Linked DNA regions of Mus musculus: region 1 is linked to region 2. The links are chromatin loops, found by intact Hi-C in ENCODE. Cell type or tissue: heart. All regions are shown on one strand. Each heading gives the region's core, and the rest is flanking DNA. Links, peaks and the distances in the headings are about the cores only. Region 1 holds the start of Pias1 (protein inhibitor of activated STAT 1). Region 2 overlaps Pias1 (protein inhibitor of activated STAT 1).

Region 1 (15,730 bases), core at 4,637-12,636, 80 kb before region 2:
GGTGGAGGGCGGAAAGGAGGGAGAGAGACGAGGAGAGAGGAATAGGGGTGGGGGTGGGGAAGCTACCTAGTAAAGAGACAGGAATGGAATGTTGGGACAGTGGCAGTGATGTGGAGGAAAGTTCAAGAACTCTGTTTCCAGAGAAAGCAATCACATCAACTGTTAGCAGTTCCCTCTAGGCAATTGAGGTAAGCCCTGGGAACTGAGAGTGGGCTTCGAAAAGGTGTAGATGAGAGCTCAAGATAGGGCAGGCAGTGGAGCTGCCTCAGGATAGGTTTGGAGGTAATGCCACTGAAGAAATGGGAACAAGTACTTGTAGAAAAATGAAGTCTTGTTTGTGAATTTATTCAGTGAAGAAAGCGGAGAAATAGAGTACCCATTGAAGGTAATTTTGGATCCAGAGGAAGCATAAATTTAAGTAAGGAATTTTGGTTATGTTTATATGCTGATGAAAATGATTCCTTGAAGAAAGGGGGTTGGAACTATAAAGATACTGGAGTAAAACATGTGGGCATGTGGGAGTGAAATAATCCAGGTCACTGGTCAGGACCTGGCCTTCTTGAATTCAGAGTAACCCAAATGTTAAGAGGATTTTGATAGTAAAAAGTTGATCAGTTAAAAAAGGCTGGGGTTTTGAAGGAAGCTTTTAGTAGATAGGAGTAAGTCTAAATATCAATGTAGGTGAAGAAAACCCTTCTGGGATTAAGCACACCCCACCCCCCCCAATCCATTTTTCTCTTGGTGAGCCTTTTAATCTCTATGCTGTTCATCACCATTAGTAATTATATCTTAATAGTTCACAGATCTGTACCCCATGAGCGACAGGTCAGGGATCTTCTCTAATTTCTGACTACCCAGGGTGACGCGATGAATAAATGTCTTCAGAATTTGCCTTAGCTACTACTGTTAAATGCTGTTTAGGAGAGTCCCTTTTTCCCCTCAGAGCTTTTATTTCGGAAAAGATACCATGGGAATGATATATATATATATATATATATTTTTTTTTTTTTTTCTTTTTTGGCCTAACTGCCTCATCATGAGGATCTGCGTAAACCCAGAAACGCTTCGTCAAATTCTCCTTAGACAAAACTGACTAATTGGCTAGTTGTGATCGACCGGCAGCTGGGTAGGGTACAGGTGCAGAACGCATCTTGCGCATGGGGGCGCGCCGTGGCTTCAGTCAACTGGGGCTCAGAGGGCAGCCGAAGGATGAGACTGAGGCCAACACCTCCCCAGATGTGGCCTCTTCCCTGGGCGCTACTGGCTCGGCCAGTGTGGGGGCGGGGAGGCCGAGGGGGTAGTAACTGTCAAACTCCCGCTTGGCGCCATTATTTAAATAGTGCGTGTGGGTCTCGCAGCTGTGCGTGCCCGGGGCGGGGCAGCGAGCTCCTGGAGTGGGGCGGAGGCCAGGGGCGGAGCGGGAAGGCTGAGGGGCGGGGTGGAGGCGGAGTCAAGTCCGCTAGAGGGGAGGTTCCAGCGCGGCCCCCGGCGAGCTTCATTGCGCTTGCGCTGACAGACGCAAGATGGCGGACAGTGCGGAACTAAAGGTAAAGCGCAGCTCGAATTCACTTCTAATATTCGGCCGCGGAGACGGCGCCGCGGCTGCCGGGGGGATGGGTCGGACCCTGGGGGGCCCGCTCGGGCCGGGCTCCACCCGAGTCTGGAGTTGTAGGCGGGAGAGGCGCTCCGGGCCTTAGTGGAGGGGGCCTGGCTGCGGCGGGCCGTGGGCCCCGGGTGCCTCGGGGGCGCTGACGGGTCGTCCCCGGCGTGTTATTGTTGTGGGCGCCTCTGGCGGGGGTGGCGGGGCGAAGAGAGAGTGAGTCGGGACGTGGCGGCAGCGGCGGTCCCCGGGGCCTGGGTGCCTTACCTTGCAGCCCGCCTCCCCCCCCCCCCCCCATGGGCAGCCAGGGGGTGGGGGGGTGTAGGCTGCTCTGGGAAGAGGGGGATCGGGAAAACTGCCCCGCTGCCGCTTCCTCTTCCTCTTTCGCCGTCCCGGGCTCCTGTCAGGCGCAGCGCTCGGACCCCCGGGAACTTGGCTCCGGCCGCCCCGCCCCTCCGCGGCGCCCAGGCGCCCCCGCCTCGCTTGCCGCCGCTGCCCGCCCGCCTGTCAATGGGTGCCCGGCCAGAGGGAATGCGCGATCCCGGGGCAATCGGCTAGGGAATACGAGGGAGAAGCTCTTGGAAAGTTTAGCGAGCCCGGAGCCGGCGTTGGGGGTTCGGCTAAAGGGTTGCAGGGGGAGTCTGCCCGGGCGGGACGTTACTGTTTCTCTCTTGATTTCGGGCCACCGGGGAGGGTGTGTGTGTGGTGGTGGGGAGCAACCCATTGAAAGAGTGTGCTTTTGGGAGCGGTGGTGGGGATGCAGCCACCTCTCTGCACTCTTGCTGTCTCTGGTGTGGCAGATGAGAGCAGCCTTGGGGGTCTCTAAACACACCATGATGGCGATGCTATAGCTGATGGAGGTGAATGGTTCGTGTTTATATCCCCCGTTGCCTTTTGTTTGTTAGGGACATCTTGCTGGCCATGTTGATTTAAACGAAATTCTCCTCCCACCCACCCCCCATCCCACCCCAACCTCCAATAAATAGAACGTTCCATCGTTCCTCTCAACTGTACCAATTACTCATGCCTCGCGAAATTAGATGAAAGGGTGCCCCCTTTCCCCCGCTTTTTCTCCCACCCCAATCTTTACCTGATGATGGCTCCTTTACTGAAGCACATATACCACTACACAAGCAGTTGGGGGAGGGCTGGTGGAACCCTTATGATTGGATTGTGACAAATGGGTCTCTGCTTGAATAATTCTGGTTTAGTAGCAGGCAGGCAGTTCTTAACTAACGCATATTATTTAGAGGCTCTGAACATGGTATTCCCTTCTCTGGCTTCCTGTGTGCGAACCAAACAGCTGGTTATAGCACATCTCTGTCAGAGTGGAGATTGGGCTATGCAATTATAAATCCTCAGGGAGATTTAGAAATTCTTTTTATAATCAATAAAAAAAATTATTATTTTCCCCATTATAATGAAATAACTTCTAAAACAAGCAGACCACTACCTGTGTTTCTGGACACTTTTCTTTCCGTGCACCTGTGTGTGTGTGTGTGTGTGTGTGTGTGTAAAAGCCTCACTGGAAGATCTTTTTTTCCTTAGTAACTTTGGAGTGTTAACATATCAAGATTTTTGTACAAGATTTGGGTATTTGTTTTTTTTAAGTTTACTTCTAATTACTAACTTGTTTAAGACAGAAAATCTTAATGGATAGCGCCCCCCCCCCCTTTTTTTTTAAGACAGAGGTTTGCTATGTTGCTGAGGTTGGTCTGGAACTCACTGTGTAGACAGACCATACAGGCTTTAAACTTCAGGGATCCTCTAGCCTCTGCCTCCTTAGTGCTAGGATTAAAGGGATTAAAGGCATTCACCACCATTCCTGACTTGGATAGTTTTTTTTATCCCAATTTCAGACTATTGATTTCACCAAGAAAGCCTCTGAAATTTAACATTTTGGAGACAACCACCTTGCATAAAAACAAACGAACAAAAAACCCCAGAGCTCAAGTATGTGTATTTTATGTAATTATTTTTCTGTCACTATGTTACTGTCATCTTTTATTTTTGATTTTGTTTTGAGGCAGGGTTTCTCTCTGTGTAGCCCTGGCTGTCCTGGAACTCACTCTATAGAACAGACTGGCCTCAAACTCAGAACTCAGAGATCTGCCTGCCTCCTGCTTCCCAAGTGCTGGGATTAAAAGCATGTGCCACCCCCATCCTCTTCAGAGTTGCTGCTGTCTTATCTTTGCTTCCTAATACTTTTTAGGAGTCAATTTGAAAAATAGCTGGCCAAGTTTTTTATACATGGACCATGTAGTAAGGCTTGAAAACCATATGGGAAAAGTACCTGCAAAGAACAGAGTACCTTTGTTGTTTCTATTTTAAGAAAGTGCCTTCGGGGCCAGGCATAGTGGCCCCATACCTTTAATCCCAGCCTTTGGGAGGCAGAGGCAGGTGAATCTCTTTTTGAGGATCAGCTGATCTACAGAGTGAGTTCCAGGATAGGCAGAGCTACTTAGTAAGATCATGTCTTGATAAAATAAAGAAATAGAATAAAGAAAAAGGAAAAAGAAAGAAGAGTGCCTTTGGGGATAGATGAGATTCCTGGTGTGAGTCTTGTTAGGTAAAGTTTACTCTTTACAGAAATGAGTCAGTATCACACAGACTCTGAACACTTAATGGAAATGGTATTTTTCTAAAACTGGTCTCCATTTTTTCACCCTCTCTAAAAGCTACTTGAAATTTCCAGAGGGTTTGTTTTCCACTCTTATGTTTCTGTTGTATAATTTTTCAAATTATAATAAGTGTTTTGACACATTGGTGTGTCATTGTGTGTGCCTGAGACTTAAAGGAGCTGTGATAGATTACTTAGCTGGTGATAGCTGTGGTAAAAGTCCTGCTAAGGCTTCATTGTGGTATTGCTGCTTTGGAGAGTAGGGGCGATGATAACAGGAATGCATATCTTTGTGTGTGTGTGTACAGTGAAGTTTGGAATATATTCCTTTCAGAAATATTTTCTTTAGGGTGTGCATGTGTTTGTGTGAGTGATGTGTGAAAGATATTGGTCATATATGCTAATAAAATAGGGAAAGTCTAAATAATTAGGGGGAACCCTAGATTTTTTTATTTTTAAGTTTTAAATGAAAATACAGAACTCTAATGGGAACTGCTGAGGAAACACTAATTTTTTTTCCTTATCCCAATTCACAGCCCACATTTGACTGTGCAGTGGATTGTATTTATAATTATTTTCCTAATGGCCCTTTTAGTGAATCCTTTTAAATCTATAGTGATTCTGCTAAGATCAGATGGGAAAAACAGATCCAAAGCCCCCGTAGGGATAGTGCAAGCTTGAAGATATTGCCAATAAAAAGTAGATTGAGTCATACATATCAAAATGAGTTCTCTGTGCACTTCTGCTTATGAAGAGTTCAAGTTTTCATTAGGGGAATACCCACAAATGATTTCTGGGAGGCTGTGAAGGTGAAGGCACTTCAAACGGGGAGGATGTGCAGCCCAAGTGATCTTGGTAGCGATAACCTGACAGTTTCATTGTAGTTACTTTGATTTGTTGTTTTCTTAAGACAGTCTCTCTCTGTGAGCTCTGGCTGGCCTGGAACTTGCTACGTAGACCAGGCTGACCTCCAACTCACAAAGGTCTGCCTGCCTCTGCTTCTTTCTCTGCAGTGCTGTGATTAAAGGACTGCCACCATGCCTTTTTAAAATTTTATTTATTTATTTATTTAATTTATTTATAGACAGCTCCCTTGCTTTTAATCCTAGTAACTTAGAAGGTTAAGATTTAAGTAATGTGAGTTCTAGGCCAGCCTGGCCTTACATGGCAAGACTCTATCTAGAAAATAAACCAGGTTAAAACTAAAGAGAAAAAAAAAAAAGACTCAGATGACCACAAAATACCCTAAAACAGTGGTTCTCAACCTTCCTAATGCTTTAGTACAGTTCCTTATGTTGTGGTGACTCCAACCATAAAATTATTTCGTCGCTACTTCATAACTGTAATTTTGCTACTTGTTATGAGTTGTAATTTAAATATTTGATGATTGGCATATCTGAAAAGCCATTCCTGTGAAAGGGTCGTAGTTCTGCCTCTAAAGGGGTCAATACTCACAGGTTGAGAACCTCTGGTCTAAATGAAGAAAAAACCACAATGATAACAAAAATAAACATTTTTCTTTTAGAGTCAGGACTCACTCTGTAGTTCATAATGGCCTGGAGGGTGACAGCCTTTTTGCCTCAGTCTCCAGAATGCTGGGATATCAGCATGAGCCACCACACTCACCTTCCAAAGTCATTATTTTTTCTTAAATGTCTTTTGCATTAAAACTCAAGTTGTATTGCTGTTAACTCATAGAAGGAGCACTGGGGGAAGGATTCATCACTTTCAAGGAGTAAATAATGGAATCCAATGAGCAGGGAAGCCTACTTTTAAAGTATCTGCTGTGGAAGTGTATCAGTACATTTTGTTGTCATATCTGTCTCTTTATTTTCAACAAATAACCACTTAGTTTTGATCTCTGTGGTGTAATTCGTCTGCTTTTATTTCACATAGAAGCAAGTAAGTCTGACATGTTATTCATGGATTTGATTTTAATCTCTCTGACTTGCTTTTATGAAGTGCTGCATTTAGATGGCTTTTGTTTTATGTCACTTCTTGGGAACAGTATTTTAAAACAATTTGGAAAACACTTAAGTTTTTAAGTAGTTGATGTAATTGTTTTGAAATATTGCCGCCTTTTCCTTGCTGGTTTTCTCCGGGTGACTGCATTGTCTTTCTCTTCCAGGAGTGTCTCCTAATCCCCTTTGATTGCAGTAGCTGATTAACCTTGGGTTCCTCCTGGTGAACTCCATCAGCATGCTGTTCCAGGGTTCATGCTGAGGCTTTTGATTTCAGTGTAATTTGTACCCTTTCATGCTGGTAACTAGGGGTAAGAAAATAAAGTGGCTGTGTTTGTAGTGGGATCTAGGAAGAAGTATCTGCCTTCAGAAAGTGGGATTTTATAAGCTGTAGCATACTAAAAACTAAACAAGAGCTTGGTTCATTACTTCACAGAATTGATGGTACTGTTTTCTTAAGTGTTCAGCTCTGTCACTAAGCATTTCTTTTTTGTGTAGCTCTAACTGGCCTTTAACTCACCGTGTGGCTGAAGAAAACCTTGAGCTCCTGATGTTGTGTATCTCTCCTAAGTGTTGGGATGATGGGCATAAGCCACTATGCTCTACTGTCTTCTTCTTTTTTTTAAATTTATTTATTTATTTTATGAGTACAATGTCACATCCCATTACAGATGGTTGTGAGCCACCATGTGGTTGCTGGGATTTGAACTCAGAACCTCTGGAAGAGCAGTCAGTGCTCTTAACCACTGAGCCATCTCTCCAGCCCTCTACTCTCTTCTTTTACTGTTTGAAGAATACTTGATACCTTAGTTTTGTAGTGCTATTCAGTTTATAATGTATCACATAACTTTTGCTTTTCGCATAGTTCTTTGATGTAGTAGGAGGGGAATGAGCAAGGTAAGGAAGCCTGGCCAGGGCAAGTGTTACCAGCCGGCCTCCCTAAAATGCCAAGGCAGTCCTGGAGTTGTTTAAGATGCCTAGCTCACTAAGTATTGTAATGCTGCTAAGACATTTCCTTTAGTTCTATGCCTGGCTATTTTGTGGGGACACTATGCATTTCCAGTGTAGAGCCCTGGCTGGTCTGTATCTTACGATGTAGACCAAACTGGCCTTGAACTCACAAAAAGCTGCCCTCCTTTTACTCCAGAGGACTGGGATTAAGATGAGTGCTAACGTGCCTGGTTTTGCAAATCTCTCTTTAAAAACATTTGGACTTTGTTAGTTGGAATCCTACAAATTAATTTTCTTTCTTTTAAATTTTTTTTGAGACAGGATCTTTTGTTTGTTTGTTTGCTTGCTTGCTTGCTTGTTTGTTTGTTTGTTTCCAGACAGGGTTTCTCTGTGTAGCATTGGCTGTTCTGGAACTCACTCTGTAGACCAGGCTGGCCTCAAACCCAGAGCTTCCCCTGCCTCTGCCTCCTGAGTGCTGGGTTTAAAGGTGTGCGCCACCACTGCCCAGCTAGTTTTGTTTTTTTCTTCCTTTTTTTCCCCTCTTTTAATTTTGAGGTTTTATTTTTATTTTATGCCTTTGAGTGTTTGCCTAAATGTGTATCTATGCATTATTTTCATGCAGTGCCCACAAGGGCCAGGAGAGGGCATCAAATCCCCTGGAATTAGAGTTACAGAACATTTCTCTGCTTTGTGGATGCTAGGGATCAAACCCTGGCTTCTGAAGAGCAGCCAGCTCTTAGCTAGCCACTGAGTCATCTCTCCGAACCCTCACTGTTTGGTTTTTAAAAAGAGACAGTCTCACTCATACTAAGACTAACCTCCAACTAACTAAGCATAGCAATTTTTGCAATTACTATTTTGCTTGGAAATTTTTTTTTTTTTTATAAAATACTAAAAAGAAGACAGAAAAATAGCACTTATAATTTTAACTTTCAAAAATATTACAGTTAGCCAAGCAGTGGTGGTGTATGCCTTTAATCCCAGCACCTGGGAGGTAGAGGCAGGTGGATTTCTGAGTTCGAGGCCAGCCCGGTCTACAGACTGAGTTCCAGGACAGCCAGGGCTACACAGAGAAACCCTGTCTCGGAAAAAAAGAAAAAGAAAAAAGAAAAAGAAAAAGAAACACTACAGTTTAACATCTGGGGATCTATATGTAGACTTTCAGTGACTGTAGGTATATATATGTATACACACATATGTGTGTGTATATATATGTATATATATTCACAAGAAAGAATCACAGTATTAAAAATTATATATATATATGTATATGTACATATATATGTAAACAGACACACACATGCCCAGTATACATATAGTATACATACACACGTATGAATATTGTCACCTATAGCTCAGGTTGTCTTTTAAGTTCCCTATGTAATGTAGGATGACCTTGAATTCCTGGTCCTCCTCTCCACCTTCCGTGTTGGGGTTATAGGCAAGCCTGATGTATGTCATGCTGGGACTTGAACTCAAGAGTATCATGAATGTTAAGCAAGCAATTTATCATCTGAACTATATCCACAGCTGATACTTTTTGTAATCTGTTATTTTTGTGACAAGCCTTTCAAGTTTGTAGATATAGATCGAGGTTGCTTTCTATTTTATTCTTCTAGTAGCTCAACTTTATAAAGTTGCTTCTCTTTGGGGAGGGGCCTGGTAGTGAACCCTTCTTGTGATGTTCATGCTTTGGCGGATAGCCTTGTATAGAGCTTTGCAAATGATTTTAACACCTCAGACCTTAGAGCTGTGTAGAGAGCAGTACAGCTCTTTCTGATTCAGGTGCCCTAAGTGGAGTGGATTAGTAGCTTTTAGCTTATTTCTTGTTTAACCTTCATTGTTCCTATTTCTTTTGTGTGTCAGGTGAGATTACATTGATAAAGAATGAACTCCATGATGATATAGCATATTTAATTGATTTCAAGTATGTTTGATTTTGGAAATTATATTAAAGTAATCAAATATTGTGAGTTTTGTGCACTAGGTGCTTGTCAGTTTTAAATGGCATGTTGAAACTTTATTGAACATTAATATAGAGAAAGTGGAAATGAGAACAACTTTTCATTTTTTAATGTGAAATCAGTGTTGCCATGGTTTTAAATTAGTAGGTAATGCTGTTTGGAGGAGCTAGTTATGGAAAGGTTACATAGGCTGTGAAAATATTTTTCTATTTTAAGAAGAAACCTTTTTGGGTTATAGTAATTAATAAGTGCACATGTAAGTTAAGAATACTTTTTTTCTTTTCAAGGCTCTGTCACTGTGTAGTCTGGACTAGTCTCAAACTCAGGGTTTTCTTTTCTCATCTTCCCGAATGCCGAGGTTGCAGGTGTGTGCTACCACCCCTGGCGAGAGCACTGCTGTATCTGGAAAGTCGTGAATCATGGAAGGAACCAGTGATGAAGTTAAGCTGTGGGATAGATTGTGTTCTACATTTGTTGTAAATTTGCTCACTAGTGTTCTTTCTGAGTAGGCGGCAGAAGTTTTTAAAGTACTTAGTTGTTTTGTCCTATAAGTGTGGATGACCCAGGGTTTATGCTTTGGCTTTAGATAGTTACATAGTGACTCACAGACGACCCCTGGGGTGAGCCGAGGCACAGAGCAGTAGATTCTGTGTAGTCAGAGCTGACTCTAAGGCCAGCCACTACAGTGCACGGTGTGGCCTGCTTGAGGCTTTATCAGGGTATAGCTCCCTCCTGTGCACAGCGCTGGCGTGGTAGCCCTGTGCTTTGCTAATCCTACCTAGGCCTCCCTCCTGTGTTCTAAGCCCTCTGCTTTTGGTTTCAGTGGTCTCACGTGAAAAGGCAGAAAAGCCTTTCCCTCAGACTTTGGTCAAGAAACCACCTTTTATTTTTTTCTTAAATCAAGAAAATGAAACAAGTGTGAATGTTTTAAATAGGAACCAGTTCTGGATATTGACAGCACTGCTTGGTGCGAATGCTCTTGCATTTGAAACCATCGCTTCCTTACCTTTTCTGCTGTTCTTGCTTTCAGTTTCTCTTTTTGGTTGTCATGTTAATTTCACACAGACTGTTCCTTCACCCTGTGACTTCTGTCTATAAACACTCTTTGTGGAGCTAGGTCTGGTGGTGCACGCCTTTAATCCCAGCACTTGGGAGGCAGAGGCAGGTAGATCTCTGAGTTTGAGGCCAGCCTGGTCTATAGAACAAGTTCCAGAACGGGCAGAGTAATGGAGCGAAACACTGTCTTACCCACCCCTTGCCCTCCCCACCTCCCCAAAAAATCCACAAAAAGTTCAGTGAACAAAACAAAAATAAAAAACCTCCGTAGCTTTGCCTTTAACAGTCAGTCTTAGCTGGTATGATACTCAGGGCTCTCTCCAGTTTGACTGCAGACCATTTTGTGTGTCTTGTACTTTCTTGGCTGTAGCAGAAAGGTCTATAACTTGAAGAGCAGTTACTCATTTGCTCTGTTGCTGACTGTGTTCCCTCCTAGTAGATGTTTACTATCTTTCAGCTTCACAAATGATGTTACTGTTTGTTCTCCTTGGGACCCAGGCTGATGCACATGTCTGTTGTGACAGTCTAAATTGGAAGCATCTCTGAACAGTGTCGTGTCTTTACTCTTTCCATGTTGGTACTTAGATTAACTTGGATAGTTTGTCCAGAATAATGTTTTTGGATGTGGACCATGCGGTGGGTATCTTGGAACTGGGGCAGTGGATGGGTTGTTGTTAAGCACCATGTATAACATTGAAGTTACTCATTGACTTTAGCCCTGACTGCTGCAAAAGGAAAACAAAAAGTTCTAAGTACTTGTTTTTGGTGTCTTGAAACTGTATTATGCTGTGTATCCCAGGTTGCCCATGAACTGATAGTAATCTTGCCTCAGCTTTCCACTTGCTGGGACTACAAGACTGCATGGAGTGTTTGATACTTTGTTATGCTGCTGTTGAAAGCAATTACCACCCCTCCCTCCACCCCACCTCTTGGTTCTGAGAATCAAATCCAGGGTCTTGTGCGGTCTCTACTATTGAGCTGTTTATTTAGCTGTACTACATTTAGTGTAACTAGTCCAGTATTAGTGTTGGGATTGGATTTGAAGATAGATGTGACAGGGCCAGGCAGTGGAGGTGTGCATACCTTTGATTCTTCTGGAGGCAGAGACAGGCAGATCTCTTGAGTTTAAGGCAACCTGATTGTACTGGCTAGTCTTGTGTCAACTTGACACAGCTGGAGTTATCACAGAGAAAGGAGCTTCAGTTGAGGAAATGCCTCCATGAGATCCAACTGTAAGGCATTTTCTTAATTAGTGATCAAGGGGGAAAGGCCCCTTGTGGGTGGGAACCATCTCTGGGCTGGGAGTCTTGGGTTCTATAAGAGAGCAGGCTGAGCAAGCCAGTAAGGAACATCCCTCCATGGCCTCAGCATCAGCTCCTGCTTCCTGACCTGCTTGAGTTCCAGTCCTGACTTCCTTGGTGATAAACAGCAGTATGGAATTGTAAGCTGAATAAACCCTTTCCTCCCCAACTTGCTTCTTGGTCATGGTGTTTATGCAGGAATAGAAACCCTGACTAAGACACTGAACTACAGAGTGAGTTCCAGCATGACAAGAGTTACACACAGAGAAATCCTGTCTGGAAAAACAAAACAACAAAAAAGTAGATGTGATGAATGTAACAGGTAAGGGTATTGGCTTAAGGAAAAATGGACTGTGGCCTTAGGTTCTGGTAGTGCACAACAAAGCACTTCTGCATTTAAGTTTCTGAATGTGAGCAAGTTTGTTTCTAGTTACATGACACAGTGCTTAAAATAGAACTTAGCTAACTTGTACTTATATGGTGAATTTAAGGTGTTTTCCTAAAAAATTGTCACATGGGTCTTATTCTTAGGATCAGAAAAGTTTCAGAGTAACTATGTAGTTTTGTTTTTAAATTTTTAAAGTATCTCTCCAAAGGTTATTTATTTTTTCTGTTTTAAGGTGCTTTATTTATATCATAATATCTTTTTAATTGACGTGTACTTGCACATATGTATGAGGTAAATGCTTTCCCAGTACTTTAAAATCATTATGGCTGGGATGGTGGCTCCTTTGATCACCAGCACTCAGGTGACTGGGGCAGCTGGAGGCCAGTCTGGTTTACATATGTAGTGACTTCCAGACCAGCTAGGAGTAGTACATAATAAGACCCTGTCTTGAAATTAAATAGATAGATGGAGAGAGAGAGAGAGAGAGAGAGAGAGATATTGAGATTGTGATTGTTGTAGATTCCAGGCTTCTACAAGTTGCCCAAAAAAGGAATGAGGAGGAGGTGTCAGGGTTCCTGACACTTGACTGAGCAACCCGAGGAGGGGACAGGAGGGTTACGGTGGCTCCTGATTTCAGAGGTTTCAGCCCATGTTTGTCCCATTACCGTAGGCCTGTGGTAGAGCTAAACATCATGGTGGCAGGAGCTTAAGAAGAGCCATCAGAGAGGAGGGGGCCAGAGACAAGGCACCCTTCAAAAGCACTCCCCGGTGACTGACGTCCTCTATCAGGGCCCCACTCTTAAGGTTTCTTCCACTGGTTTCTAAAATAGTACTGCTGCCGGGGACCAAGTTCTGACCCACACGAGCCTGTGGGGACACTCATATTAAACCATAACATTCCATGCTTAGAACTTGGGTTATAGTGTAGTAGCTAGGATTTGATTATTATTTACAAAGTGTCTCACATTCTTCCATTCATTTATGTGTTTTGAATGTGAGGTACTAGACTATTGGCTTGAGTGTATATATAATTACTTAAGCAGAAAATGTATGTGTTTTATGATTATAAGTGCAATGCATCAACTATTACTATCATAGGGGTTGTTTCTCAGACTCCTGGTGTTTCCCTGGGTATATCTAGGTCAAAACCATTTTTCTAGTACCAGTAGGACTTTGTTTGGTATGCTGACAATTACAACATCAGTGATGAATAAAGCCATTGTGATTTTCAAGATCCCTGCTGTGGTGTGACTGAATTATACCAGTGGTATAGTCTCATCATCAGACTTTTGGAATTGAAATAGATATATGCTTTAAAAATAAAACAAACTGGACAGGTTATGTGTCTGGATAGTAGAGTGTTTGCCTAGTTTGCCTGAGGTCCTCAATATGATTCTCAACACACACACACACACACACACACACCCACACACACACACACTTTCTCTTCCTCTCTCTTTCTCTCTATTTCTTTTTCTCTCTCTCAAGTAAAAGTGCACACACATGGTGTGGGAACTCAGGAAGACTGCCTGGTTACATTTAATGCCCTTGATGAAGGAATAAAAGTTAGTGATTTGTCATTGAGTCCGTCTTAGCTTACCTTTTAGAGCGTGTTGTTTGAAGTGCTTCTCCTGGTAGCAGGCCTGATGATTAGCTCAGAAAAGAGCTTTGTGCAGTTGTTGAGCTGCAAACGAAACTAGCTGCCTTTCTAAGTAGAACACTATTTTTACTTGAAATAATTGCTTGGCAAAGTGTGGTTATACAGAACAGGGTGGGATTTGGCATACATTTTCCTGAAAATAAAGTAAGCCTGTCACTACAAGGAAAACAACTGACAGTATTCATTGCTAATGATAAAATTTAAGCTTTCAAGGGGAAATTGAATTTTGGAAAACTACTGCACTTGCCACTAAGAGTTTGACAGATTGCACACTTTACTCCTTTGATGCAATTGGTGTGATATGAGTAAGCGAGCTATGCTTTAGACAGTAGTGAGCTGCATCACTTTTTGAAGAAGTGTGGAACTTGGCAAATTCTCCATGTTTTGACATGAGATTTCATGTAGCCTAGGCAGGTTTTGGACTGTGGATGTAGCTCAGCGTGACCCTCCTGCCTCTTTCAAGTGCTAGGATTTTAGGTGTGGAACCACCATGCTCAGCTGAACTCAACTTTTTTTTTTTAAATAACCAGTGCATGGTTTTATAAAGTCATGTATGAGAAAAAAAGATCAATTGGAGTGGAGATTAGACCAATGAATTTTTGTTTGTTGAGATAGGATTTCATGTAGTCCTAACTGGTTTTAAATTTGTTTTTGTTGTTGTTTTGAGAAAGGGTCTCAGGGATCCCAGGCTAGCCTCAAGTTCTCTATGTACCTAAGATGACCTTGAACTTGTGATCTTTCTGTGTTCACTTTTAAAGTGTTAGGATTATAGACATGTACCACATTGTTTGTTTTTTGTAGTGCTAGAAATTGAACTCAGGGCTTCCCAGGGTTTCCTGCTAGATAAACACTCTACTAAATGGAACTATAGTCCAGGCACTGACCTTCGACCTCCTTTTCTCCTCTTTGCACTTACCAAATGCTGGTATTACAAATGTGTACCACCATGCTTTGAAATGACTTTTGGTTTTTTGAGACAGAGTTTCTTTATATAGTCCTGTCTAACAATGAACATTTGTTATTTATTAAAAGTCATTTTGAAAGTCAGGTGTGGTAGTGCACACCTTTAATCCCAGCACATGCCTTTTGAGTTTCTGTGCTGACTTCCCTCAGTGATGGACTGTTAACGTAGGATATACTACAATTAAATAAGAAACCCCTTCCTGGAGTTGCTTTTCGGTCATGGTGATTATCACAGCAATAGAAACTCTAATTAAGACAAAATCCAATGTTTTCTGTTTTGATTTGTAATACAGTAGATTTTTCTTTTTCTTTGTAGTCCTGGGGTTCAAACCCAGGGCCTCTTCTCTGATAGGCAAAGAGTTCTTCCATTGAGCTTCAGCTCCAATCCTAGTAACTTAGTTTTGATAGATTCAACACAAAGGGAAAGGGCTATCTTCCGTTTCCTTCCCTCCCTCCCTCCCTTCCTTCCTTTCTTCCTTCCTTCTTTTTTTTTTTTTTTTTTTTTTTGTATAAAATAGAGTTTATTCAGGGCATAGGGAGGGAAGTTAAGAGGGTAGTAGAGGCAGAGAAAGGCAGAGAGAGGGAGAGAGTAGAGAAGTAGAAGTCGGCCATGAACATGTGGAGAGAGGGGGAAGGGAATAGGGAAGGGAGGGAGGAAGGGAAGAGCCCAAGGGGGCAAGAGAGAAACAAGAGAACAAGAGAGGCAAGAGCCTCCATTTTCAAGATTATAAAAACTGTGATAATGTAAATATTTTTTGAAAAAATATGAAGAGTTATACTACAGGAATTTCTAGTTTCAAATGAGACTATCCCTTTTACTCCATTTCTGACATTTTTTTATAGTTTAAAAGACAAAAAACCGTTTGCTTATAGAAAAAGTATCCACTAACAAGTTAGCCAACCCATAGCTGTTAGTGATGTCCTGTATCTCTGCAGCCAGTGTGCTGGATGAATGTGCTGGAAGTGCTTTCGATCTTTAACGGTATGAGGAATATTTATTTTTTTGTTGTTTATTTTATTTGTTGGTTTTTTGAGGTTATGTCTCAACCCTGCATTGTCATGAATGAGAAGTGTATGGACAAATGAACAGTCTGTGAGATGTGCTCTAACCCAATTGTAGCTAATAATTTCCTCTCTAGCAGAGCTTAGCTCTTGCAAATATATCTGTGATTGATTTATAATTTACATGTTTTTTTCTATCTCTCCCTTTTGGGATGAAAGCCAAACAGCTATACAACTGGGTCCTTTTACATTTTTGTCTACACT
Region 2 (15,730 bases), core at 3,547-11,546:
CCTGGATTGTTCCAGAAGGTGGTGTCATCAAAAGCTTTCATCATCAAGAGCCTGCTAACCTAAGAGGGTGGCAGTTTGTTGTTCTTTTAAGAAGTGGCGGGCCAGGCGTGGTGGCGCACGCCTTTAATCCCAGCACTTGGGAGGCAGAGGCAGGCGGATTTCTGAGTTTGAGGCCAGCCTGGTCTACAAAGTGAGTTCCAGGACAGCCAAGGCTACACAGAGAAACCCTGTCTCGAAAAACCAAAAAAAAAAAAAAAGGGCTGGTGAGATGGCTCAGTGGGTAAGAGCACCCGACTGCTCTTCCGAAGGTCCAGAGTTCAAATCCCAGCAACCACATGGTGGCTCACAACCATCTGTAATGAGATCTGACTCCCTCTTCTGGTGTGTCTGAAGACAGCTACAGTGTACTTACATATAATAAATAAATAAATCTTTAAAAAAAAAAAAAAAAAAAGAAGTGACAAGTTCTGTAAAATTGTAAATATTACTTATTCTTCATCTTAGCCTAGTATTGTTTGCTAAGCCTTAACTCAAATATAAACTCATCAGTGTGTGATGAGTTTGTGATTCTGTCTTTTACGCGTTTCCTAAAGCTGGGCTCCCTCTGCTCTTTGCACACCCTTATGACCATAGAGGAAACCGTGCAGTCAGAAGCCGCTGTGTCCTTTGCCGTGGTTGTGCTGCCTGCTCTGTGAGCAACTTTCCTTCTGAGCCTCTTTGTAGTCTGTCTGTCTTCCTTAAGAAAAGTGTTGTTACTATTATTAAAAGTTCCTCAATAACCAGATAAATGTTAAAAAATCATAAAGTTGGTGCAAGATCAGGAAGGTAGAAGGTAAGGAAAAAAAGCTTTAAACAAAATAATTTAAAATAACATATCTCAGTCTTTTTCTCCAAATTCTGACTTAACCTACTCTTTTCATAGTTTCTTGCTGCATCATTTCATTGTAAAACCCCAGTTAAGAGGCTATGATAAATTTAGAAGATCACAGAAGCTTCATTTCCTACTTAAATCACTAGAGACGTCTTGTTTCTCTGCATTCCCACCTTTAAATGTTTACAGCTGCACTAATATGTAGTATTTAGAACATTGAACAGACACATGAAGACGCAGCCCACTGTATCTGATAGCAGTTGTATTCACATGCTCTTCTTTCTGTGGTTCAGGTGCTCTCCCCATGTTCCTGGGAGATGGATCACATTTGCCTCTTACATGTCTTGATTTACTGAGCCAGTTTCTAACTTGATGTCCCCCTGTGCTCCTCTCTCATTAGTTCCAACAGTTTCAGCAGTTCATTGTAAATTAGCATCTGCTTTCAAAATTCAGACTATAAAAAAGCTACTATATGTAATACATAATTACAATATGTCATGAGTTTCTGTTTGGCTAAAGGGATAATTCCCCCTACAGTTATTCCAGAGTAGTAAGGCCATATATTTTTAGGTATGTTTTTGCTCAAAAATAAAATACAGTTGTGATAACTCATCTATATATCAAATTTATGGAATCATAAAAAGAGATTTGTTCTTTGAAATATGTAAATATGCTGTCTGACTGTGCATAGAAATCTCCCTTTTGTAATATGCAGAGCTCAGAATAAATGAGTTTCTGTTATTTGTGTGCCATTTAGCTAAAGGCAACAAAAATAATTAAAATGCTTTTTCTCTTTGAGGATTGTCGGTTCTAATTTATTAAGAACAGAAACGGAAATGTTGAAAGTCTGATGATGTGAGCTGTTCCACAGACCTGTAAACCCAGCATAGATAATTTAGAGTTGATAGAAGAGAAAAAATAAACTAGAAATTTATTTTATGAGTACTTATTAGTATGAAAAACCTAACAAGATTTTAAGTATCAATCAAACTTTCTTATTATATGAAGAAGCACATATTGTCATGACATTGTAGGCTCCTGCTGGTGTAAGCCAGCTTACAGCTAGTTTTATTCTCATGCAGCATCATGAACCCTAGCATGGCTGAGTAAAGCAGCCTCACTAGAAAACATGTTTATGTTTATCCATTGATAATGCAGACACCCATCTTATCTTTCAAAGGGAAAGAACTAACTTTGTAATCCACAGAATAAACTGCTCAGTGCTTGCCCCTTCCGATACCATGTTAGAAACAATAGATGCTCGTTCGTCTGGTGGACACTTAAATCTAGTGATTGACTTTAAAGTGAGAGGTAGGGGTATTCTTCACATAAGTGTTATTTTATGATTCTTTGAGATGACATTTGTGGTATAGCTACTAAAAGGCCATAGGTGTGAACATGAGCTCTGGTTTCCTAGGCCGTTCTTAACTGTCCTTCCTGTACTGTTTACTTGTCAGTTTGCTTTCAGACTGTAGGTCACCTTGTTGGTGGAGCTCACCACAGTGTCGTGGGATTGTTCTCTTGCCTCTGTGCACAAAGGACTAACTGAACAGCTTTATGACACTCTTTACTGAACTTGTATTCCATTCTTATGATTTGATTTCCATAAACATATGAAAAAAAGGCCAAAGAACAAATTAGTTCTGGCAATAGAAGATCCTTTGCTTGTTTGCCATTAGCTAAGGCACTTATTAATCCATCAACATTTCTAAGGTATGATCTAGTTGATGGTGCTAAATCAAATTTTTCTTTATCCTTTTATTACTATATACTTTTAGTGGCGGGCCATTTGTTTGTTTTTTGAAATCCAGAATCATATTGCCCACGCTGGCTCAGACTCACCATTCAGACTGGGAGTGACCTTGAACAGCTTCCCTTTCCAAGTGCTGGGATTCCAGAGCCAGACAAATATGGGAGTAACAGTGCTAGAACTCAGAGCTTCTTGCATGTTAGGCAAATGTTCTACTGATAACATCTCAGCTCCAAATTCAGTTTTTATATCTTAAATTAGACCTTAGCTGTGAAGTGCAGATTTCTACTGATTGCTTAATATTCCATGAAGAAAGTATAGGTTGAAAGTCCGATGGGAGCTCGGTGCCAGCACATAAGCTCCCAGCTATAGAGCTGTGGGGCTCTCCCTGATGCTTCATGTAGACAGGAAGTCAGGAAGGAGGAAGATGTCAATAAGGAGCAATAAGCCACGTACTTTATTTATGCTTTGAAAGAGGCTTTCCTTTCACATTGCCTTTATTCCTATAATCCCCATGTGAATCCTATAATTCACATCTTTCAGACATAAAGAGTTTCTCCTAGGACTGCTAGCATGCACAGCTGACAGTCTGTCCATGTACGAGACTGTCTGTCATTCTGCAGTATAGATAGTGAGGGCGAGGACTCGGGTCGGACCTGTTTCCAGTAGGAGATGCACAAAGAAGTAAAGCAGGATGGTCTTGTTCAGGGTAGAGGCGCACAGAAAAGGTCACTCTCAGTCTCCTCCTGGTCCTCCTCTCTGTGCTTTGGACAAGATAAATGATGTTTCTCCTGGCTTAAGTTGTTAGCATGTTCTTTTAAAATTCTTTATCACTTCCTGTGGCGCACACCTTTAATCCCAGCACTAGGGAGGCAGAAGCAGGTGGATTTCTGAGTTCAAGGACAGCCAGGGCTACATAGAGAAACCCTGTCTCGAAAAAAGATGGCCTAGTTGGCCATCATTGGGAAGAGAGGCCCCTTGGTCTTGCAAACTTTATATGCACCAGGGCCAAGAAGTGGGAGGGGGTAGGTAGGGGAGCAGGGCGGGGGGAGGGTATAGGGAACTTTCGGGATAGCATTTGAAATGTAAATAAAGAAAATATCTTATAAAATTTTTTTGAAAAAAAATAAAGGCAAAGGGGAAGAAGAAGAGAGTGGATGGGATGAGGGATTTGTGGAGGGGTAACTGGGAAGGGGATACCATTTGAAATGTAAAAGAATAAACTGATTAATAAAAAAGTTTATTTCTAAAAATCAAAAAAAAAAAAATCTTTATCACTGCATCTGGTGGAAGTGAAGAGAAAATGGTGCTACTTTCTAGGTTGAAAAGGGGGCCTCGAAAGGTTAACTATCTTCCCTAGAAGCACAGTAAATCATTGGAATCAGAACAGTCATTTAGGGCCCATGACAGTTGGTTTCCTTGGTAGACAAGGAAATTACACATTTCCCTGAAAGGTTTGTAAGCCAAGAACCTTTTCCTCTTTTAACTCACAAACATATGGAAAGTCTTTTTCATGAACTTACCAAATAATATCATTATAGGGAGTGAGTAGGTTACATGTTCTGTGGCTATTATGGACTTTGGAAACCCTGTGGTGGTGATGGACATCATAATACCTTACTCCTTGTGCAGGTCCCCAGCAATATATCTACCTTGGGCCCAAGCAACAGCAGTGTAGGATTAAAGAAGACCTCCATATGTGGAGTAGAGTCAGCTAGTGTCAGCTCAGCCCACAATTATTGGGCAAGAAAAATGTCCCCAAATGTACTAGTGATGTCTGAGAGGGCTGTTGGCTGTGTGGTGATGCCCAGTGAGGAGAGAGATTCAGAGCGCACATCTGTCTCCTCTTCAGAGCTGCCCCAGCCATTATGCCTCACATCATGGAGGAAAGGCGGGGTTTGGGCTTCACCCTGTGAACTAAGTACTTATTCAGAGATGAGGTTGGAGGCCATGCTGATCTCCAGGTCTTCTTTTGTCTAAATCTCTACGTAGACGGTTCTTAACTTTTTTCAGGTTGAAGGCTGATTTAAGAGAGCATGTGAGAGTTACAAATACAGCTCAGTGGTAAAGTGCTTGGCTAGCAAGTGTGAGGCCTAGGTCAACACCCTTGTGTGCACGCACACACAAGGTGAGAGCACAGTCAGAGAGATTCAGACATTCCCAACAAGAGTCTCACTGCTCTTATGGTAGACTATCCATAGTCACTGTGTTTGATATCCAAACATATCATGTAGAACATGGTTTTTATATTAAAATTTTTATTTTTAAAAATTAAAATGTAAGCATAACATTTCCCATTTCCCTTTTCTAATCTCTTTGAAGTACCCCTTCCTTTGCTCACTCTCAAAATCACAGCCTCTTTTCTTTGTTTTTACATACAACACACACACACACACACACACACACACCAAATATATAAATACAACCTGCTCAGTCCATATGATGGACTGTTACTTGTATGTATATAATTTCAGAGCTGACCATTTGATACCTGATAACCGATTAGGATCACCCCTGGGAAAGACTGTTTCATCTAATCTCAGTATCCTTCAATTGTCTCTGTATAGTTCTTTGTCTAGGAGTGGTCCCCTGTCCAGGATTTTCCTGTAGCATGTCTGTTGGTATTATCCTTATTCAGGTCTTTTTAGGCAGCAGTATTGTTGGAGTATCAAAAGCTTCCCTATTGATCCTAGGAAATAGTCTAGGCAAGTCCCATGCTTCTCTGGCTCTTACACTCTTTCTTCCCCTCTTCCATGGTATTAACTGAACCTTAGGTACAGGGGTTGTGGACACACTACGCTTTAAATCACAGTACATGCATGTTGTATTTCAGGAAGTCATTATTACAGCCTAGGTTTTCAGCAGCACATACTAACATTGAACTTTCCCTTCCTTAAAGCTTGGGAAAATGCGACTGACAATCCCCTGTCGGGCACTTACCTGCTCCCACCTTCAGTGTTTTGATGCAACTCTTTACATTCAAATGAATGAGAAAAAACCAACATGGGTTTGTCCTGTCTGTGATAAGAAGGCCCCATATGAACACCTTATTATTGACGGGTATGTATGTTTCTATCTCTTTTTGTTTTTCTGCTATTCAAGTTTGTTGCCATCAGGTTTGAGATAAAACCTAGAGGTAATTTTTTCAAAGGTGTTTGTTTATGGAATTTTCATTATTCTAGAAATCAGTGAGTAACTAAAAGTGAGTAACTAGTATTGTAAATATTTTTCATCTTTTAGGATTTTTAAAAAACATTTATTTGGGAAGGTACATTGTAAACATATAGCAGTTAGAAGACAGCATTGGAGAGTTGGTTCTTTTCTTCTACCATCTATATTTTGAGGATCAAACTTGGGCTGTTAGGCTTAGTGGCAGGAACCTTTCCACCATCTTGGTGTCTCTCCCATCTTTAAAACATTTTTTTAAAGATTGATTGATTGATTGATTTTGTATGAGTACACTGTAGCTGTTTTCAGACACACCAGAAGAGGGCATCAGATCCCATTACAGATGGTTATAAGCCACCATGCGGTTGCTGGGAATTGAACTCAGGACCTCTGGAAGAGCAGTCATTGCTCTTAACTGCTGAGCTATCTCTCCAGCCCTTTAAAATACTTTTTAACATTGGTTTTATTTATGGCTGTATATATTCTACTTGTTGTGAAAACACATGCTTTTTCCTCTTTTTTTTCAGCACCTTCTGTTTATTATTTTAAAGCAGTAATTCTAAGCAGACGATATACGTGTGTGTGTGTGTGTGTGTGTGTGTGTGTGTGTGTATTGAGTACATCTAAGACCTACAAAGTGCATGCATTAAGAGGATGCATGATCAAATTTTGAGATTCTAGCAATTGAAACTCATCCAATAAGTAAATAAATAAACAAACAAATAGCTTTTGGTCCTAAACAAATGGCTTAGCAGTTAAGAGCTATACTGCTTTTATAGGTCACCCAAGTTCAGTTCCCAGCTCCAGTGTATCTGATAACCTTTTCTGGTTTCCATGTGCACATACCCCCCCCCCCCCCACACACACACACACAAATAATTTAAGCAATTTGTAAATACTACAGGTTCTTTTCAAAGTTGGGCTTTTTAGAAGAAGCTTGGCTTCTGTCCTGTCCACCAAGCCCTGCCACTTCTGTCCACTGTCAGGGCTCCCAGCCAAGGACAACCAGCTGATAGCAGTTCCTGTTGTTCTGCAGCTTCTGTTTCTAGCCTTGCCTTTCCCCTTTTGTGTTTTCGGTCTCTGTCCTCACCATTGCACACAGTGAGCAGAGGTTCTCCTTCTTAGCCATCTGTCTGTTGGTCTTGACCTGTTGATATTTGCCTGAGTCTGCCATTCCCCTTAGGTTTCTGGTTGCCTTTTTGCCACTGAACAAGAAACAAGGAAATGCATTGTGAAAAGAGAAAAATGCCTCCCTAATATTTCTAGTATTCTTCAGCAAAATACTCAAACAAGACAGATTATTTATAGTATATGAGAAAACATAAGAGCCTTGAAGACAATAATACAAGAATTGAATGTATTTGTCAATAGACTTACAACCCAGAGCTTTAAAAATGTTGAGTCTTGGGAGAATATGAGGAAGTAGTGTTTCCTGTTAGATTTTTCAGAAATGAAATGATAACTAATTTATAAATTTAGACTAATAGTAATATTTTACCACCTCTGTATAGTATTTATCTTAGTTCTTCCTTTTCTTATAATACAGATCTCTCTCGCTCTTTCAAAAACAGAACAGGAAATAAAAGGCATTTTTAATAAAACTTCTAGTTTAGTTTTTACATAAATTTTGATTATATGCTACTAATAACTTTTAGTACCAGTATATTTTATTTGGATTTAACTGTTGGTTGAACATCTTTTAAAATTTTATTTGTTTTATGTATATGAGTACACTGTAGCTTACTTCAGACACACCAGAAGAGGACATCAGATCCCATTTCAGATGGTTGTGAGCCACCATGTGGTTGCTGGGAATTGAACCCAGGACCTTTGGAAAAACAGTGTTCTTAACCACTGAGCCATCTTTCTAGCACTGGTTAGACATTTTTATATATATCCCTTCAGTTTATCAGATAAGATCTTTTAGCAATTTGCAAATATAGAATATAAAGTATAAAGAAAAAATTGAATGTATATAAAATTACCATCTAGAGATCATTAGTGTGTGCTTTTATTCACACACAGAATCTTGTTTTGAGATATGTTATTCCTTAACCACCTCAGTTTTTGTGAACATTTTTCTGTATCCTTAAAACTCTTGGGGATGAGATAAGGTGCTTGCTGCCAAGCCCAACAGCCTGAGTTTAAGACTTAAAACCCATGGGTGGAAGTAGAGAACGAACTCATACAAGTTGTCTTTAGACCTCCACATATGCACTGTGGCACCTACCCACCCATATAGCACAAACTAAAGAAATATTTTTAAGTTGTCGTTTCTTTCCAGGTTCCATGGCATCTTTATGTAAACTGTTTCCCGTGTAGCGCATGTGTGAGGGTGAATGTAGTTTGTCTGCTCTACTTCCCTGTCTTCCATTTACCTCTCATAAAACACCTGTGATCTAAGTGTTCTGAATTATGGTTCTCATGTCTCTTCACTTAAAACATGTTCTATTGTCTGTCTAGGTTGTTTATGGAAATTCTAAAGTACTGCACAGACTGTGACGAGATACAGTTTAAGGAGGATGGCTCGTGGGCTCCAATGAGGTCAAAGAAGGAGGTTCAAGAAGTCACTGCCTCCTACAATGGAGTTGATGGTGAGTGGCTTCCCTTGGCCTGGGTGGTTGCTTGCTGTTGTGCTACACCATGGTTTTTAATATAGAAATGCAGACTGTTGAAATTACTGAGCAGTGCAAATAGCTCAGTAATTCTTAGGTTATTGATTAAATGTCCACAAATAGCAGGATTCCTTTTAAATCAACTTTTTGCAAGCCTTAAGATGTTTATGGTACTAGATTTTCTTTTTTTCTTCTTTTTTTGTTTTCCTTTAGTTTTGTTTTGTTTTAGACTTTGGAGTCTCATATTTTGTATTCGCTTGGCTCTGCCTCCTGAATGCTAAGACCAAAGGTGTGCAGCACCATACTCAGCTACTTTTCTTTAAATATTTTCGTATATGTGGGGATAGATTTGACTTTGGTGATTTGCTAGGAGAGGACCAGTATTTTCTAGGTACTTTAGATGCTGTGTAGAAAAACATGTAACACACAATCCTGCTCTAAAACTACTTTTATTCTAAAGTAGATATAAAAGATGTATGTAGCCCTAGCTGTCCTGGAACTCACTATGTAGACCAGGCTGATCTTGAACTCATAGAGATCTTTTGCCTCTGCCTCCAGAATTATTGGAGTAATAAAGGCGTTAAGATATATTTTGATTATTCTAATTCAAAATTATTTTTCAAATAATTGATTAACAACCAATAAAAATGCCACCATTTTTAAACCCAGTAAAGCAGAGCTACCTTACTACATCGCTCTGCTACCCCGTGGTGTTGCTTTGCTAAGTGGATGTGCTCGTCTGCAGGGACACTGGGAGAAGAGGATTGACACGGGTCTTGCGTTTTAATCATTCTTGCACAGGTTGCTTGAGCTCCACATTGGAGCATCAGGTAGCGTCCCACAACCAGTCCTCAAATAAAAACAAGAAAGTCGAGGTCATTGACCTAACCATTGACAGCTCGTCAGATGAAGAGGAGGAAGAACCCCCTGCCAAGAGGACCTGTCCTTCCCTGTCTCCTACGTCACCACTAAGTAATAAAGGGTGAGTGCTGCTAGAACCTTTGCAAAACACTCATGTATGAAAGTTCATCTGCAAAGTAGGGTCAAGGCTGCCAAGTAAACCATTGTGTGTGAATACAAACTGGAGATGGACTCTCCTAGGGATGTTGTGTTTTTGATGAAGTAGAGTAGAGTTCTCCAAGAGTTTGTATATAGGATTCATCATATCAAGAGATGTTTCTGGGCCTCGAGAGATGGCTCAGCAATTAAGAGTACTTGGTGTGGGGCTGGAGAGATGGCTCAGTGGTTAAGAGCACCTACTGTTCTTCCAGAGGTCCTGAGTTCAATTCCCAGCAACCACATGGTGGCTCACAACCATCTGTAATGAGATCCGGTGCCCTCTTCTGGTGTGTCTGAATACAGCAACAATGTACTCACAAAGATCTGAATCCCAGGGCTCAGTGACCACAAGCAGTGACTGGGCAAAGCTAAAGGCCCAGAGTCACTCCCCAGAAGCCAAAGGAAGGAGAGGATTGACTCCGCAAGGCTAGTGTTGTCCAGTGGCAACCCTACAAGCAGTATACTCCCCCAGTATAATCACAAATAAAATAAAATCTTAAAAAAAAAAAAAAAAAAAAAAAGAGTACTTGGTGTATTATGCACAGTTCCTAGCACCCACATGGTGGCTCACAACCGCCTGTAATTTCCACTCCAGGGGATCTGATGACACCGTCTGGCTTCCAAGGGTGCACACACACTCACGCAGTCTTTAAAGAGATGACTCTGCTGCATTTAGCAGTTCTGATGCACATGAGGATCACCAAGAGGGTTTGGGTGTTGGTTTGGTTTGGTTTTGGGGTTTGTTTGGGTTTTTTTTGTTTTTTGTTTTTTTTGTTTTGCATTTAACCAGGGTTGTTTTGTTTTGTTAAGACTTGTTTTATTTGTATGTATGTGCTTGTCAGAAACAACCTTCAGTAATTGGTTCTCTCCCTCTACCATGTGTCAAACTTTGATTGCCAGACTTAATAGCAAGTGCAATAGCGAGGCAAATGGATCTCTGTGTGTTCCAGAACAACCTGATAAATGTAATGAAACCCATTCTTAGGAAAGAAAGAAAGGGTGGGGCGAGGGGAGAGAGAGAGAGAGGGGAGAGGGGGAGGAGAAGAAGGAGGAGGAGAAAAAAAGATGTCCTTTCCTCATATTTGAGGTGTTGCTCTCCTTTCAGGATCTGTTTACAGTCATTGTCCAGTTTTAGTCTGGTAGCAGCCATCCTGTTGAGAGTGTGTGCCGCATGAACAGTTGAGCCACTAGCCTCCCCCAAGTGGACTTGTTCAGTGTACACAGTACAGTTCTTCCTGTGAACTCCGGTGCTCTGCCACTCTGCTGGCCTTCATGCCCAGCCCAGACTTGGACAGCACAGTGCTCAGATACCTTAGTTAGCTCTTAGGAAATAGAGCAAGACTGATGTTCTCTGAATGTGAGGAGGCCCAATGAAGTGCCTTCCACAGCTCCTGTCTGGATCAAAACCCACAAAGATTAGATTTCATTTTTGCTGCTTGTAGGTTTTAGAACATTAGCTTAAAAACTGGAACCTACTTGCTGTAAAATGAATTCCAGTAGAGCACTTACAGTGGAAAGCTGGACACACCAGGTCATTGAAACTGGCTGCAGATGTGTGTGAGGTGCAGGAAAGAACTGCAGTGACTTGGGCTTCCCTGAAGTAGTCCTCTTTTGAAGACTTGTCTGTGGTTCCCAGGAGCCTCCCATCATGTTGTTCATAACCCCATCACTCATAAGACTGTTTGGGGCCACCTGGACTAGATGACATCCTGTCCAATAATATTAGTAGTCATAGTAGTGAAGACAACGTTGATGATGATGATTTCAACGTAGTAAGTGTTCTGAAGAACCTAGAGACCCAGATGGAATGCTTAGGTGACACATGAATTCTATGACAGACATATGAGGGACAAAATGTGACCTTGGTGGATCTGGATATCTTCAGCCTCCCAAAGAAATCAGGAGACAACTGTATTGTTATTTTTTTTTTGTGCTATGATTGCAAAATTAAGATACGTTCTTTTGAAAAAAAATGATACTTTCTAAAAAACAAGTATATAAATACTCTAGAGTTAATTTTACGGCTGTCAAAATAGTCATATGTGAACTCTGCAGTATTTTTACTATCTGAGTTTTTTTTTTTTTTAAATCAGGAAAATTTTGGAGTCTTTAGAAATCTAATATTTTTTCTTTGAATATTTATTATAGTTCTTCCCAAAATAGCCCTGTTTATTATGTTTGGAAAATTATATTAGTTGCATTAACTACTTTCCTGATTTGCCCATGATAAATTGAGCCTAAATACAGCTCTGCAAAGGCCAGAGCCTCCTCTGTGGATATGTAGCTAAAACCTGTATGTCTCCAGCATTTTAAAAGAATGGCTGCATCTGAGCACTGTAAGTGTTCACAGTGGCAACCAGCTGGTAGCTGTAGCATGAAGCCCAGCAGGTCGTTTGCCGCTGTGCATTATAACAAGGAAATACTTGAGAGCATTCACAAATAGAAGACAGGCAGCCGTCCACAACTGGAAAGAATCCGGTACTGTAGCACCTCGCTGAGTGTTCTATTCACCCAGAAGTTCCATACTGTTTGCTAGACTGAGGTGTTTGTGAAGACAAGCAGTCAGCTGCTTTCTCCTGTTAGAATCTCTTAAGCGTAGACAAGGACACAGCTGAGGAACGTGGTGTTTTCTAGAGGTTTACATTCACACTGATTGAAACACTTCTGTGCAGCACCTATTCCATTCAGAAATGTATAGTGCATATTTATAATTAGGATTCTGTTCCTGGAAATGTAAGCTTTGTGTCATTTGAAGTACTCTACCATTAAATTTGTACCTCCACCTACAAGTACCTGACATGGAGTATTGGAAATAGAAGATCAGGGGATGTGGTTCACTGGATAAAGTACTGGCTATAAAAGCAGGATGATTCCCCAGATTCTGTGGAAGGCCAGATCAAGTACCACGCATATCTAAATCAAGAAGGCAGACAGAGACAGGAGAAGCCCTGACACTCATAAGCCATCTGGCCCAGCATATCCATGAGTAGTGTAGGAATAGGCAGGGGAAGCTGTTCTCAGCCCTCCTTGTGTATGCATGCTGTAGCACCTGTGTACTACTCTAGTGCACAAACACACACTGCATTCGGAGTGAAGAGGCCTATATTTTTCCCTTTCTCATTACTTTGTTTTCCTCTGTGCCTGTTAGCCTTTCATGGTTAGGGGTTGTGTGGAGTGGTGCATAAATCTCCTTAGGACTGTCATAACTCAAAGTCAGTTCTTAAGTTTCTTTCTTCCTCCTTTTTTCTTTCATTTTGTTTGGGGTGGTTTGATTTTTGGGTTTGGTTTGGTTTGGTTTTGGTCTCGTTTTAGCATTTTGAGACAGGGTTTCTCTGTGTAGCCCTGGCTGTTCTGGAACTCACGCTGTAGAACAGGCTGGCCTCGAACTCAGAGATCTACCTGCCTCTGCTTCCCGAGTGCTGGGATTAAAGCCACAATCCACAGCCTGGCTGTCCTTTTTCTTTAAGGGAAGGAAGGAGACGGGTTTGGCATCTGGCTGATAAAGCCTGCTGGTGCTTTTCTGGAGTTCCTTTTTCCCTTCAGTTCAACCCTTATTTCTTAATACCTCTGTCCCTCCTTTATACTTTGGGACACTTTGGTGCCTTGTCTGCTGCTTTGATTGGCTTCAACAGCCCTATTATTTGACTATACTGATAGCTAAGCTAGACACTGGGTGCACCAAAGTCACTCCAGAGTTCACTCTGAGCAAGCTTTAAGTCAGCTTTCTTCTCAGTGCTCAGCTTGCTACATTGCCCTAGTTGTCTCTATTTTCCTTAACAGGGTATCTTAGTCAGGGTTTCTATTGCTGAGATGAAACAACATGACAAAAAAGCAAGTTGGCAGGGAAAGGGTTTGTTGGCTTACACTTCCACAGCACTGTTGATCATCTAAGGATTTGGGGGTAGAAACTCAAACAGAGCAGGAACCTGGAGGCAGGAGCTGATGCCCTCTGGAGAAGTGCTGCTTACTGGCTTACTCAGCCTGGTTTTTAACCAATCACTAGTTAAGAAAATGCTTTCCAGGCTCACCCAGGACTACAGAGGCACTTTCTCCTCTCAGATCAGATGAATGTGCCATGTGTCAAGTTGACAATAAACTTACCCAGCACAAAGAGTATCCCTAGAGTGTCACTCCCTACCCCATTCTGCACCTCCTTAGAAAGGACCACAGTTGCCTTTTTCAGGAGTGCCTTCCACCCGTGTCCAACATGGTAACTCAACTGGGTGTTGCTCCTGCGTTCTCAGAGTGGAGGATGGCGATCTAAGGACTGTGTGGACTGCATGAATAGTTTTACCGTAGCATCTCTGATTCTCCTTACAGTGTCTGCAAACACTACCACAAGCCTAAAGTAGTTCTTTTTTTTTTATTAGGTATTTTCCTCGTTTACATTTTCAATGCTATCCCAAAGGCCCCCCCATACCCACCCCCCCTAAAGTAGTTCTTACCATTGACTTTACTGTTTGTTTGTTTGTTTTGGGGGGTTTTTTGTTACTCTTAATTTTTTATCCTAAAAAGTAGGACTTATTGTGGTGTATACAATTGCATTTGCCAAACTGTTAAAGTGACTATTAAATTTTCTGAACATTTCTTTCCCCCAGCATTTTAAGTCTTCCTCATCAAGCCTCGCCTGTGTCCCGCACCCCAAGCCTTCCTGCTGTAGATACAAGCTACATCAACACCTCCCTCATCCAGGACTACAGGCACCCCTTCCACATGACGCCTATGCCTTATGACTTACAAGGTGAGTTCCTGCTCCTCTGCTGTGTCACACAGGCTGACAGAGTGTGCTGTGTCACACTCTGAGCAGCTGCAGTCTGGGGATGGGAGCGAGCGTAGGGGAAAGTGAGTATAGGAAGAACATAGCTTTGGGTCTTCATGATACCTTCCTCAGTAGCCAGCGCTCACTGCTCTGGAAATACTGGGGCAGTGGTCTTAAGGCATTGTGAGTTCCCAGTACTCCATAGGCTGTTGACATACTTCTGTATGTGGCCTTGAGTTCGATGGAAATGAGTGTTGGTTTTGTTCTTTGATGATAGCTGCATGTAACAGATACTGTGTGTATTACAAGAGATGGACTTACTGGATAGCCCTGGTTTGGGCCTAAAGCTCTCCATATAATAGACCAGACTGGCCTCAAACTTGCTATTATTCTCCTGCCTCTGCCTTCCAAGAGCTAGGATATTAGGCATGCACTGCATTGTGGAGATGCTACATGCCATGGCACACATGGAGATCTGAGGACAGCCTGCAGGAATTCATTTTCCTTCCACCATGTGATCTTAGGGATCAGACTCAGGTCATCAGCTTTGGTGACAAGAACCTTCACCCACTGAGACATCTTGTCAGCACTTTTTTATTGTCTTATAAGTAGTGACAAATTGAGACATTTAAAATTCTTTTGAATCTTACCTTTTTTTTTTTTTTTTTTTTTTTTTTGAGATAGTCTTTCTATGTAGTCCTGCTTGGCCTCAAACTCATAGATATATACCAGCCAGCATATACTGTCTTGCACAGACTCATCTTTTTTTCTTTTTTTAAAGTTTGATATGTCAGTACATTCATTTGTATCTTAAAAAGAATTTCAGCTATAGATTTATCTTTATAACTTAGTGGCTTATGGACTAATCATTTAACTTCCCAGATGCAGGGTACTCTGAGCAGTTTTCTAGACAGCTCTACTTACCTATTTGCACACATGCATCACTGTCGCTACATCCTGGGAGTGGTTGCCAGCACATTGCATTGCTGGTGTACTCAAGGTTGGACATCAGCATGAGACCATTGGTTTTCTTGCTCTAATGTTACCATTATATAAGTTAGGAAGGGTGTGCTTGCACCCGGGAATTAAGAGTCAGGCTTTTTGTGATGCCACCAGACACTTACTTTTAAGGACAGGGTCTCCTATATCTCAGACTCGACTGCCTCCTCCTCCTGAATATGAGGAGTAAGGGCATATGCCACCATGCCTAGCCGTACAGACACCCTTGGGCTTCAATCTGGACTAGATGACAGGAAGTAAACACTTTGACAGGGAGAATTAAAAGCTTTGCAATAATCTGTGTGACTCTTAAATTTTTACCTGTAAAGTCAACCCAAAAGTCATGAAAGACCCTAAGAGGCACTTGTGTGGAGTATAACTGGGTGGAAAGGATGCTTAAGGGCTAGGGGTGTAGCTCAGTGTGTAGCACAGTTGCCAGGTGTACATGAGATGATGGGTTTGAGTCTCAGTACCAGATCAATGGTAGGTAGGATGTGCCTGCAGTCCCA

Evidence for each region. Peaks named below come from ENCODE experiments on the same cell type or tissue, not always from the same donor. Only the 100,000 strongest peaks of a DNase experiment are listed, where the experiment ranks them.
Region 1: a loop joins it to region 2, with 2.1 times the contacts of the local background. A loop is called at or near these places in 3 of 42 quality-filtered maps.

The regions. Positions count from the first base shown.
Region 1 is chr9:62,966,665-62,982,394 of GRCm38, reverse strand. Pias1 (protein inhibitor of activated STAT 1) reads left to right here and starts at 1,516. Exons shown (of 14, transcript NM_019663.3): 1 at 1,516-1,547. The coding sequence starts at 1,524. Gm35574 (a long non-coding RNA gene) reads right to left here and starts at 1,881. Exons shown (of 6, transcript XR_379535.2): 1 at 1,868-1,881. In heart, for the core only: CTCF peaks have their summits at 7,775 (motif pointing right) and 9,827; a DNase peak (open chromatin) is centred at 9,794; H3K27ac peaks cover 506 bases.
Region 2 is chr9:62,885,782-62,901,511 of GRCm38, reverse strand. Pias1 (protein inhibitor of activated STAT 1) reads left to right here. Exons shown (of 14, transcript NM_019663.3): 9 at 5,521-5,681; 10 at 8,253-8,383; 11 at 9,206-9,386; 12 at 14,062-14,204. Among named protein-coding and RNA genes, the nearest start is that of Calml4, 36 kb to the right of the region's middle. In heart, for the core only: no CTCF peak of the experiment used is centred there; a DNase peak (open chromatin) is centred at 6,791.